Linked DNA regions of Homo sapiens: regions 2, 3 and 4 are each linked to region 1. The links are chromatin contacts, found by Hi-C or POLR2A ChIA-PET in ENCODE. All regions are on one chromosome and are shown on one strand. The core of a region is the stretch at or near the end of the contact, and the rest is flanking DNA. Distances in the headings are between cores, read along the strand shown. Region 1 holds the start of PPP2R5C (protein phosphatase 2 regulatory subunit B'gamma). Region 2 holds the start of CYP46A1 (cytochrome P450 family 46 subfamily A member 1). Region 3 holds the start of CCDC85C (coiled-coil domain containing 85C). Region 4 holds the start of SIVA1 (SIVA1 apoptosis inducing factor).

Region 1 (2,700 bases), core at 197-2,696:
ATTGTATTGAAAAGTTAACGTTTTTCCCTTGGACACCCTCTCCTCACAGCTATTAACAAGCTGAGAGAAATCAGGTGACTCCCAGTCATGCAGAGGTTTCCTCACCATTTATGATCAAGCCAAATTAAAGAATAAAAATAAAATCCTATTGGCGCAGCGGCCACCAAGTCTTTGAGGCCTCGCCTCGGTGGGCGGGGCCGACGCCGGAGGAGAGGGGCTGCGCATGTGGGCGTGACCTCGCGGAAGGAGCTGCGGAGGGCGGGGCCGACTGGAGAGGGGCGGGGCTGTCGGGTGGGTGGGACCTCGCGGCAAAAGCTGCGGAGGGCGGGACCAACCAGGAAAGGACGGGACTGTCGGGTAGGCGGGACCTTGCGGGAGAAACTGCGGAGGGCGGGACCAACCAGGGAGGGGCGGGCTGTCGGATGGGCGGGACCTCGCGGGAGGAGCTGCGGAAAGCTGAGCTGGTGAGGGGAGGGGCTGGTCGAGGGGAGGGGCTGGTCGAGGGGAGGGGCTGGCCGAGGGAAGGGGCCGGCCGAGGGGAGGGGCCGGTCGAGGGGAGGGGCCGGTCAAGGGGAGGGCCCGGCCAAGGGGAGGGGCCGGTCGAGGGGAGGGGCCGGTCGAGGAGAGGGGTTGGTCGAGGGGAAGGGCTGGCCGAGGGGAGGGGCTGGCCGAGGGAAGAGGAGGGGAGGGGACGGGCTGGTCGAGGGGAGGGGAGGGGAGGGCAGGGGACGGGCTGGTCGAGAGAAGGGGAGGGCAGGGGACGGGGTGGTCGAGGGGAGGGGACGGAGGGGAGGGGAGTGGAGGGAGAGGAGGGAAGGGGAGGGGAGGGAAGGGAGGGGAGGCGGGGCCCAGCGGTGTCCCGCGAAACTGCCGCTCGCTCGGTTCCCGGGCCTCCCCGTGCGCCTCAGTGCAAAGCGTGCCAGGCACTCTTGACTGCAACGAGAGCCGCGGCGGTGAGGGGGCAAGGCCAAGAGGCCACGGTTCGCGTTTCGCCGGCTGCAGAAGTTGTTGCCATACATTTCAAATGTGCATTTCCTACGTCTCACGCTCTGTCTTGCGCCTCCACAGCGGGCCACGGCCCTGTCACCGCAGTCGCAGCCACATGCTCCCTCCCCTGAGTCGGCTCAGCTCTGCTCAGCGGTCAGCCCCGCGCCAGGAGGCCGCGGCCTGCCTGAGGCCGGCTCGCAGCGACTCGGGACGGAGGGCGGGGGCGTGAACGGGTCGCGCGGAGAGGGTGGGGGGAGCGGGGAGCGTTAGGGTACGTGGGGGCGCGTCGACCAATGGCAGGGCGCTGTTGAGTGCAGCGGGGCGGGGCCGGGCGCGGGGGTGGGGCGAGCGGCGGGCGGGGCGGGGCGGCCGGCCGGGGGGTGGGAGGAGAGGGGCGGGGCGGGCCGGCCGGGGGAGGGGCGGAGAGACGCCGCCGCTGCCGCCGCCGCCGCCGCCGCCGCCGCCGTGGCTGCCGCAGCCTCTGGGAGTCTGGAAAAGGGGAAGCGAGAGCAAGCGAAAGACTCAGTCCCCGGGCGGCGGCGGCGGCGGCGGCCGCGGGGGCGCGACGGCCGGGGCGGGGGCGCTGCTGCTGCGGGGGCAGGCGGCGGCAGGGGCGGCGGCGGCGGCGGCGGCCCGCTCCAGCCATGCCGAATAAAAACAAGAAGGAGAAAGTGAGTCCGGGCCCGGCCGCGGGACGGAGGGAGCAGGGAGGGACTGCCGGGGGAGGGCGCGACGGCACCGGGGTCCTGCGCCCGGGCCCCGGCTCAGTTCCCCGCCTGACGCCGCGGGCTTCGCGTCCCCGAGGGCGGCCGAGCCAGGCATCCCCGGGCTTCTCTCGGCCTCATGCCCGGTGGGGGCGGGGAGCCCGGGGATCGCGCCGGAGCCGCGGGGCGCAGGCCCGGGCCGCTGGGACCTTCGTGATGGGCCGGGGCTGGGCGTGGAGGGAGGGCGCGGCCCGGGGAGGGGGTCGGAGGGGCGCCCGTTTCCGACAGCGCGCCGTGGGCTTGGGCGGGCAGGTGCGGCCGCCGAGGGGGTTCGCAGCCTCGCAGGCTCCCGGAAAGGAGCTTCAGGGATGGGGGCTGTAGACGCCTGGGGAGGGACCCCTGTACGGGGGAAAGGGAGCGAGAAGGGACCCCGCTGAGAGCTGGTAAGGAATTCTCTGCCGCCCCGGAGGGACGCTCTGGGGCTCTCGAACACTATTATTATCCTGGGTGGCGGCGGCGGTGAGGGCTGCGAGCAAGGGTGCTGCGTTTGCATTCGGGGGGGCGGGTATGTTTCTGCTTCAGGTGGAGCTCTGTAGCGTTTCATTATCACCCCAGAAATCCTCACTCATAGGGTTTAGGGTGGGAGGGTAGAAAGGGATGTGATGTGGATCTCAAAATGCCAGAAGCACTGTATAAAATTGGATTTATCTGTTTTCTGCTTGAAGTTTTCAACCTCAAATGCAGATAAAACGAAAAGAATCTGAATGGGGGTTGGGGGGCATTGCACTGTTGGAATCCTAAACGGTATGATATAGAATTTCCTAATGGTATGAATTAAAAATATCAGAAGCTGTAGTTGTATAAATCACTTTTAAAACTGCATTTGGCTTATCTGATGTTTACCTGTCTAAAAAGTGAGAAGACTAATTGACTTTGCTTGATGTTTACCAGGAATCACCAAAAGCAGGGAAGAGTGGAAAAAGTTCAAAAGAAGGACAAGACACAGTAG
Region 2 (2,700 bases), core at 29-2,528, 2.1 Mb before region 1:
GCAGAAGTCCCGCCTCCTCCGTGCTGGGCACGGCTCTTAAGACTTGGCCGTCTCCGTCGCCCCTCAGCCCACACCCCTAACAGCCATGTCCCATGTCCCTAACTATACCTGGGAAGGCGGTACCAAGGTCCCCTTCGTTTTCCAACCCCCAACCTCTCCAGGACTGGCTCAAGCGTGGGGCAGGGGCATTGCCTCTTCTCAGAAACCCAGCAGCATCTACACTCCCTGGGCCTCTACCTCCAGCCCGGGGGACCTTTACCTGGGCTAGGAGTGGGCACACCTGGCCTTCCCCTGCCACGACTTTCACGCTGGGTGGTCCCTCGGGATAGGAATTGGGAACTAAAACGCCCAGAATTGGCCTCATCTTCATACGGGATGGGCAAGGAGACGCGGGTTACGACAGAGGGGGAAGCCCTGGTCATTATTTCGAAAATACCTTCTCCTCCGCTACCCCCGCCTCCCCGGCACATTTCCCGCTTTCCCTGGAGGGCGGACCCAGATTTTCATCCCTCCAACTCCAACTCCTTCGGGCCTGAGCCAGCGCCTCAGATGGGGCTTCGCCTGGTCTAGGAGGGTCCGCAGGCCCCCGAGTCTCTGGGAGAACAGCCTCCGGCCACGCCGTGCGCTCTCGGTCGCAGACACAGGCGTCCCTGGGTCCCGCAGGATCCTGCCACCAGCCCGCGGGCCCCGCTGGCGGACCACGGGCGCTAGGCGTGGACTGTCCGGGCGGAGGAGGCGCCCCGGGGCAACTGGAGAACAACTTTGGGGGTCTGGGGTTCCAAGGAGAAGTTTGGGAACAGTCGGCGTTATGCGGACTTTTGCAGGCTGGGATGGGGTTTCCGGGCAGGTTTGGGGGAAAAAGGAAGGGGCCTAAGACCGCGCGCGGAAAGATGCCGTTATTTGGAGGCGCCGAAGCGGGCGGAGCCAGCCAGCAGGACTTCGCGCCGCCGCCGGGCCAGAGCGCTGAGGATCGGCGTTGCCAGGGACAACGCGTTCTGGGCGGAGCTGCTGCTGGGGCGGACCTGAGTCTGAAGAGGTGGGGGCGGAGCCTGGGGGGCTGAGCCAGAAGCGGAGTTGTGATTGGTGAAGACCACATGCTCGGGGTGGGGCCTGGGCTGGGGCGGTGTGGAGGTTGGGGCGGAGCTCTGGGGGGCGGGGCGGGGCGGGGGAGGGCCCGGAGCGCCGGAGCCGGAGGCGGAGACGTGGTTGGCGGGGACTGTGCGCCCTGGGAGGGGTCGGAGTCGGCGGGGGCGGAGCCGAGCGGGCGGGGAGGGTGCTGGGTCGCGCCTGGCCTGGGGCCGAGGCGGCGCGCGGCGCTGACAGCTGAGTCGGCTCGCGGCCTCCCGGCCCCCTCGGCGCCCGGCCCGACCCTGGCCTGGCCTGCCCTGCCCCGGAGCCATGAGCCCCGGGCTGCTGCTGCTCGGCAGCGCCGTCCTGCTCGCCTTCGGCCTCTGCTGCACCTTCGTGCACCGCGCTCGCAGCCGCTACGAGCACATCCCCGGGCCGCCGCGGCCCAGGTGAGCGGGGCTGGGGGCGGGGCCTGGCTGGGGTGCTGGGACTGGGGGCCTGGGGACAGCGTCTAAGCCGGCGTCCAGGCCGGGGGTCCGGCCTCGCCTAGTGCGCGCGGCCGCTGGGAGTCGGCGGCCCCGAGAGGGGCGCTAACTATTCTTAGTAACAAATTACTCACAGCCGCAGCAGCTGCTGGGCGCCCACCGCGCACAGCTGGGCCCCACAAACGTGATGGCAGCCACAGCCCTTTCAGGTAGGCGCTATTGTTAACCCATCGTTCAGACGAGGAGACTGAGGCGCTCAGAGGCGAAGTCACCTGCCCAAGGTCACACGGTTGGTAAGCCTAGATTTAAGCCCAGGTCAGCCTGCCTCCAAAGTGGGCGCTGTTAACTTTGGGACTTGGACAGGGTCAGCCTGGATTGGAGCACGCTGTACTTCAGTCATGTTTCCTTTTGCTTGTATTTCTGTTCTGGGACACCCCATTTGTCTTCTCCTTAGTACTTACAATTGCATTCTTGGTCCCCACCCCCACGCAACTTACACCCCCCTCAACTTGCCAACCCCCCCCCACCCCCAGCTTAGCTTTGTGAAGCTTAAATTAAATGTGTCATTTCCCTGCTCCAAGGGCTTCCCATCACTTGACAACTAAATGCAGTTCTAAATTAAGTCGGCTGCATGGCCCGCGAGGCCCCTGCCGAGCACTCAGAACCCACTCTGCAGCTTGCTCTTTCCTCTTGCTTTCTCACTACTGCCCCCAGCCTTTCTTCTCCCAGCCTCCCCCTCCCCCCGCCCCCCCCGCAGCTTCCCTCCCCCCGGGTCCTTTTCTCAAGCCTGGGCCTGGCGGGCTTCTTCCTCTGCTTGTCTCAAACAGGCCTTGCCCAGCACCTTGTGTAAAGACCACCCAGCCCCAGACTTCTCAGGGGCCATCACCTCTGAGGTTACCTTCTTTCCACCTGTTGACTGTCTGTTCACCTGTTGACTGTCTCCCCCTCTAGAATGTGAGCCCCGGGAGGACAGGGACACTCTGTGTTCGCTTGTGTATCCCCAGTGCCTGGCGTGTTGCAGATCTCAATAAATATTTGTTGAATGAATGAATAAACAATTGTATTAGACACACTTTTTAAAATCTCAGGACATGAATATTCTGGAAGGCACCCATCTCCAGCACAAGCCAGATGTACTGGCGTTAGA
Region 3 (2,707 bases), core at 208-2,707, 2.2 Mb before region 1:
TGTTGCTGCAAGAGGGGAAATTCACTTGCGCTCAAGGGGCCTTGTATCCTTTGCTGTTTAGAACTTCCCGCTACTAGGCAAGGATTTCCAAGGCTGGGATGAGGCGCCCACCGCCAGCCCAGCAGTGACAGACCCTAATTTTGGCAACTACACCCGCTAGAAACTTTTCTGGGACCGGACCGGCAGCAGGTTCTGAGCTGGACAAAAAGACGCTCCACCACTGAACCGGCCCACCACCGCCCAAAGCCCCACTTTGGGTGAGTGCGGGATCCCCTGGCCCAGGATCCATGACAGCTGGAGGAGTCTGGAGTGGCGGCCGCATGAGTGGGACAGCCAGGGACCACCTCCTCTCGCCGCAGCCTGGGAAAAGGGCTGCAGCCAGGGAGACCCGCGCTGCCCGGCCCGTGTAGTCCTTACCGTGCAGGCCGTTGGGGATGCTGCGGTGGTGCGGCGGCGCCGACAAGTCGTCCAGGGACCGACGTGTGGCTCCTGCCTTGCCGTCGGGGGCCTTGTGCGGCCCGGGGGGCAGCAGCGGGGGTGGGACGTGGTGGTGGTGGTCGGGGCTGCCGCCGCTGCCCGCGCTGGACGTACTGCTGCCGTCGCCCACGTCGCGGGCCCCCGCGCCGGGCGCGCCACCCGACAGCGGCCCGCTCAGGCTGGCCTGGCTGTCGATGGAGCTGCGGGAGCCGGCGCCGCCCCCGCCGCCGCCGCCACCGCTTGCGGCCCCCGTCGCCGCCAGTGCCGCGCGCTCCTCGTCCAGCAGCAGCACCAGCTCCTTGAGCTCCAGGTTCTCGCGCAGCAGGGCCTCCTGGCGCGCCTCGAGCTCGCGCAGCTTCTGCTGCGAGCGGGCCACCTCGTGCCACACGGCGCCGGCCGCGTGGCGCCCGAAGCGCTGCCACTCGCGCGCCAGCTTGCGCCCCTTCTGCCGGTCGTCGTCGAGGAAGCAGCAGAGCTCGCGCAGCTCCTGGTTGTCGTCCTGCAGCCGCTGGTTCACGTCCTTGAGGCCGCGGATCTCCAGCAGGTGCTGCTGCAGCCGCCGGTTCACGTCGCGCATCAGGCCGCCGTGCTCCAGCATGAGGCCCACCTTCTCGCCCTCGGCGCGCCGCAGCCGCCGCGCCAGCTCCTCCTTGCTCCAGCGCAGCAGCTCCTCGTCCGGCACCTGGCTCAGCTCCTCCGACGCCGCCGCCGCCGTCGCCGCGGGCTTAGCCATGGCGGGGCCGTCACCGCGGCATCGCCCTCGCCCTCGCCCGGCCGGCGCTTCCCCGCGCCGGGGCTCCGCTGGGCCGGTCCGCGCGCGGGCGGGGGGCGGCCGGGGGCGCGTGCGGCCCGCCCCGCGCCGCCTGGCGCGTCCTCTCGCCGCGCCCGCCGGGGCCGCCCGGGAGCCCGCGCGCCTCGGGGTTGACGAGCGGAGGCGGCTGCTGCGTCGGCGGCCGCGGTGCCGGGCGCTCTCAGGGTTCTGGAGAAGCAGGCGGAGGCCCGCCCCCGGCCCAGCTCCCGGAGCCCCCGCCGCCCCGCCCACCCCGGGCGGAGAGTGGGCGGGTCTCCGAGGCCCGGCCCCGCCCCCGAGGGCGACTGGGGAGCAGAGGCGCGGCCCCCGCCGTCCCCCTGCGCGGTGCGCCCGCCCGTCCAGTGCCCTCTCAGAGGCGCGTTCCGGCCGCGGTCCCGCCCTCCCGGCCGGGCGATTGGGCCGCTCCGGGGGTGTGCGGGAGGGGCGGGGCGCGCGCGGGGGAAGCTGCGGCGGTGGTACGGTCCATCCGCGGGGTTTCCGACCCCCGCCCGCGGCCGGCTCCCGGCGGTTCAAGTTTCTGCGCCCGGAGGACGCGGCCTTAGCCAATCCCAGGGCTACAGGGCGCTTTTAAAATGCAGGTACGGCTGCGGGGAGGGGGACGGTGGGAAAGGTAGGGCCGGGCTTCCCTTAAAGGCGACGCGCGAAAATAGCAGTCGAGCCCCCTCCCCGGCCCGCGTCCCCGGTCCTCTTCCCTCTCCCCAGATAAACAAATACCCACGATCCGGGCGACGGCGCCCCTTCTCCCTCCCGGGGGCACCAGAGTTCAGGGCAGTCGGAGACACAGCGAACAATAGGACTGTGACATGGGGGTCGCTCTTCCCCGCAGCAGGGCGGCTCTTTGTCCCCTTCCCTGCCCCCAGGCTCCTCCGCCCCCGTCCCCACCCGGGTCCCCTGCCGGAGCACGCGGCGGGGCTGCGTCTCCACTCCTAGCCCAGGGCTGAGCTAAACGCTGGCGTCCGCGCCCCTGCAGGGCCAGGGCCTTGCCAGCCGCGTCCCGCAGCGCGGTCAGTACTCTCTGCCCCGATGGGGCGAGAGCTCCGGGAACCTGCCCCCTGCCCGGAGCGGCGCTCGGAGCCCCGCTCCACCTCCGCTCACTCGACCGCTAAATCCCTGGGATTCGGGAGATAATCTGCAATTCGCGGGGTGGAAACCACTGGGAAGGGTGGGAAGGTCTCCCACTGGGGCCTGAACGCCGGGGTCCGGGGGCGCCGAGCCGGCCACAGAACTCCCCACCGGCGGCCTCGCGGGACCCCCGGGCTTCCCACTGCCTGTAAGTCTGTCTCGTTATCCTCCGGTCCCCAAAGCGCATTTACGGCGCGTCTACCGCCAGCAGGCGGGGCGGGGCGGGGCGGGGGGGGGTCCCTCCCCCGGAACCTGCAACGAGATCAAATCCGCGCACGCGACAGTGAGCGGCCCACG
Region 4 (2,700 bases), core at 160-2,659, 3.0 Mb after region 1:
CCGGGTGCTAAGCTCCTCACTGCCTGGGGCCGGTGGCTCCGATTGCGGGGCCCGCCGAGCCCACGCCCACCCGGAACTCACGCTGACCCGCAAGCGCCACGTGCAGCCCGGGTTCCCGCCCGCACCTCTCCCTCCACACCTCCCTGCAAGCTGAGGGAGCCGGCTCCGGCCGCGGCCAGCCCAGAGAGGGGCTCCCACAGTGCAGCGGCGGGCTGAAGGGCCCCTCGAGCGCGGCCAGAGTGGGCGCCGAGAGCGAGCGAGGGCTGCCAGCACGCTGTCATCTCTCACAGGGCGAAGCCCACGCCACAGGACGGGTCGGTTCTGTACCCGCCGGGGCAGGGGAGAGCCGCCTCTGGTGAGCAGAACCCCGGAGAAGGGACGACGCGGGTGCACCTCGCGGCATGGGGACACCAAGTCAGACGAACCCGCTGTGCAAGAACATTTTCCACACAGCGGCGCATACCCCCGCCCGGGGGCGCTCGGCAGCCGCACGCGGCCCTCAGAGCGCAGCCCCCACACGCCTTTACTTCTGGAAGGCGGAGACCGCCACAGTGAGGAGCTAAGCCAGCTGAGGCAACACAGAAAAACCCCCGTTCCTACCCAAAACCAAAAAGCGGGGCGCGGAGGCGCGCGCCTGCGGTCCCAGCTACCGGGGAGGCCGAGAAGGGAGGATCGCCTGAGCCCGGGAGGCGCAAGCTACAGTGAGCCGAGACTGCCACTGCACTCAGTCTGGGTGACAGAGCGAGACCCTGTCTCTAAAGGGGAAAAAAGAGCTAGGAAGAAGCGGGCTGCCTCTTAACTTCGGAGAAGTAAATGAGGAACTATAACCAGTGTCTACCGTTTAGGAACCAAACAAAAGCTGACAGGAATCCCGCCACCGACCCAGCCGCCCCAGACTTTGCCCTGGCCTATCCCGCGCCGCTCCTCAAACTAGACCCGCCCCGACGTCGCCCTGGCCTATCCCACGCCGATCCTCAAACGAGGCCCGCCCCCGATGCACAAGCTCCGCCCTCGTTGCACCGTCCTGACCCTCGGCCTCGCCCCCGCCCCCTGGCTCTTCCCGCGCAGCCGAATGCCGCGACCTGGCTCCCACCCTTCGTCGCTTCGCGCCGCATAGGAACCCCGCCCCTAGTCTCTCCTCCCGCCTATCCTGAGCGGCGCGCGCACAAATCTCTCCCACGGACCCGCCCACCCTGATCCTCAACCTGGCCCCTGGCCTTTCCCGCGGCGTCGAGTCCAGTACACCGACGCACGAGTCCCACCCCCGATCTCTCCCTCGGCCTATCCCGCGCCGCTCCGCGCAGGAGTCCCGCCTCCCACTTCGCCCGCAGCCTATGACGCGCCGCGTCGCTCCCTCTCCTCAAACCCGCTCTCGCCCGCGGATGGGCGCGCAGCTGTGACGTCACGGCGTCGTTGGTAAGGGGCTGGCGGCCGGGGAGCTGCGTAGCTCCCGGCCCCGCGGCCATGCCCAAGCGGAGCTGCCCCTTCGCGGACGTGGCCCCGCTACAGCTCAAGGTCCGCGTGAGCCAGAGGGAGTTGAGCCGCGGCGTGTGCGCCGAGCGCTACTCGCAGGAGGTCTTCGGTGAGTGTCGGGCGGGCTGCCGAGGGTCCGCTGCGTCGGGGCCTGGAACGGGCCGGGCCTCAGCGTCCCCTCTGAGGCCTGAGCGGGGGGCTGGAGGGCCCTGCTTTCTGGCCCCGCGTTCCCGGAAGCTGGGAGGCCGCGGGGACACAAGCTGGCCACGCCCAGGGCTGGGGTCAGTGAGGGGGATGTGAGGACCCCAGCGTTCGCCCACCCTGTCCAACAGCCTGAAAGAAAAGGGTCCCTGCCCCTAGCCCCCGCGCCCTCTTCCACGATCCCGGTTAGTCGCCGCCCTGCAGTGAGCGGCACCCGCCTGGTGCTTTCTCAGGACTGTCCCGTGCAGGATGTCCTGGGAGAGGTTGGGGAGCGGGGCGTCCTGCATGGAGTCAACCCGAAGAGTGCCCCTCCTGTCCCAAGAGGTATTCATGGAGCGCGCGGCCCTGCCAGGCACGGCGGCTTTCTCGGGAGACCAAAGGCAGGCAAGACAGATGTGCCCCGTCTCCCGGGAGCTCCCCAGCCTAGTTGGGGAGACCAGCAGGAGGAGTCGCCACAGGTGGTCGGGGCAGGCACAGGTTTGTGCAGGCGCACCTGCAGGGATGGCACGGAAGGCTTCTTGGAAGAACAGTCTGAGCGGAATCCTGTGGGGGCGAGTAGGAGTTAGCCAGGCAGAGGAAGGGAAGGAAGAGGGCGAGGCAGAAGCCAGGCAGCAGGAGAGCGAAATAGGACTCCGTGTGGCTGCAGTGTCCAGTTCTGGGTGGGATGTGAGGGCAGTGAGCTCCCAGGCCTTCTCTGGCTTTCTCCTGTGGATTTCAGGCGTGTTGATCTTATTGATCATCACTCTGACTGGGGTGATTAATACCCTGGGGCAGGTAAAAAGTGGAGCTTACCTTGCCTAGTGATTGGGACACAAAGTCTGCACCTGTAGAGCAGTTAGAGGATGACCCGGGGTGTGTGATTTACCTGGTGCCGCTTGTGCCTTGGGAATGAGGGAAAGACTCTGCCTCCCGAGGTTCCTCTGTGCGGTGTCTCCAGTGTGCTAGGGCTGTGAAAGCGAGTGCTATTCTGGGCCATGGGGAGGTAAGGGGAATGATGCCGTGGGAACTGTGGCAGGACCGCAATCG

What was found. A loop is a pair of places that touch in the nucleus more often than their neighbours do. ChIA-PET counts read pairs that join two places held with the same protein, here RNA polymerase II (POLR2A). Pooled maps may share reads with other maps.
Region 2: a loop to region 1 is called in a map of CD14-positive monocyte, with 11 times the contacts of the local background. The contact joins the promoter of CYP46A1 here to the promoter of PPP2R5C in region 1. A Hi-C loop is called at or near these places in 2 of 168 maps with a recorded cell type or tissue (CD14-positive monocyte and ascending aorta), 5 of 37 single-sample maps with no recorded cell type and 14 of 50 pooled maps.
Region 3: a map of ascending aorta shows a loop between it and region 1 (8-fold over the local background). The contact joins the promoter of CCDC85C here to the promoter of PPP2R5C in region 1. A Hi-C loop is called at or near these places in 1 of 168 maps with a recorded cell type or tissue (ascending aorta), 1 of 37 single-sample maps with no recorded cell type and 10 of 50 pooled maps.
Region 4: a loop to region 1 is called in a map of naive thymus-derived CD4-positive, alpha-beta T cell, with 12 times the contacts of the local background. The contact joins the promoter of SIVA1 here to the promoter of PPP2R5C in region 1. A Hi-C loop is called at or near these places in 1 of 168 maps with a recorded cell type or tissue (naive thymus-derived CD4-positive, alpha-beta T cell) and 7 of 50 pooled maps. POLR2A ChIA-PET finds 5 or more read pairs at or near these places in 1 of 52 experiments (BJ).

What each region holds. Positions count from the first base shown.
Region 1 is chr14:101,760,263-101,762,962 of GRCh38, forward strand. It overlaps PPP2R5C (protein phosphatase 2 regulatory subunit B'gamma), which reads left to right and starts at 1,447. Exons shown (of 16, transcript NM_001352913.2): 1 at 1,447-1,658; 2 at 2,643-2,700. The coding sequence starts at 1,632. RefSeq lists silencers at 293-402, 473-622, 683-732, 1,193-1,352, 1,363-1,602 and 2 more.
Region 2 is chr14:99,683,020-99,685,719 of GRCh38, forward strand. CYP46A1 (cytochrome P450 family 46 subfamily A member 1) reads left to right here and starts at 1,279. Exons shown (of 15, transcript NM_006668.2): 1 at 1,279-1,517. The coding sequence starts at 1,399. RefSeq lists a silencer at 1,084-1,663.
Region 3 is chr14:99,602,750-99,605,456 of GRCh38, forward strand. It overlaps CCDC85C (coiled-coil domain containing 85C), which reads right to left and starts at 1,458. Exons shown (of 6, transcript NM_001144995.2): 1 at 418-1,458. The coding sequence starts at 1,210. It also overlaps a transcript of HHIPL1 not described here. RefSeq lists enhancers at 1-306, 1,013-1,132 and silencers at 1,393-1,922, 2,063-2,202, 2,263-2,332, 2,513-2,662.
Region 4 is chr14:104,751,738-104,754,437 of GRCh38, forward strand. SIVA1 (SIVA1 apoptosis inducing factor) reads left to right here and starts at 1,410. Exons shown (of 4, transcript NM_006427.4): 1 at 1,410-1,582. The coding sequence starts at 1,465. All of the region lies in intron 2 of LOC107987209 (a long non-coding RNA gene), which reads right to left. RefSeq lists enhancers at 436-525, 1,229-1,730, 1,376-1,425, 1,436-1,505 and a silencer at 906-1,275.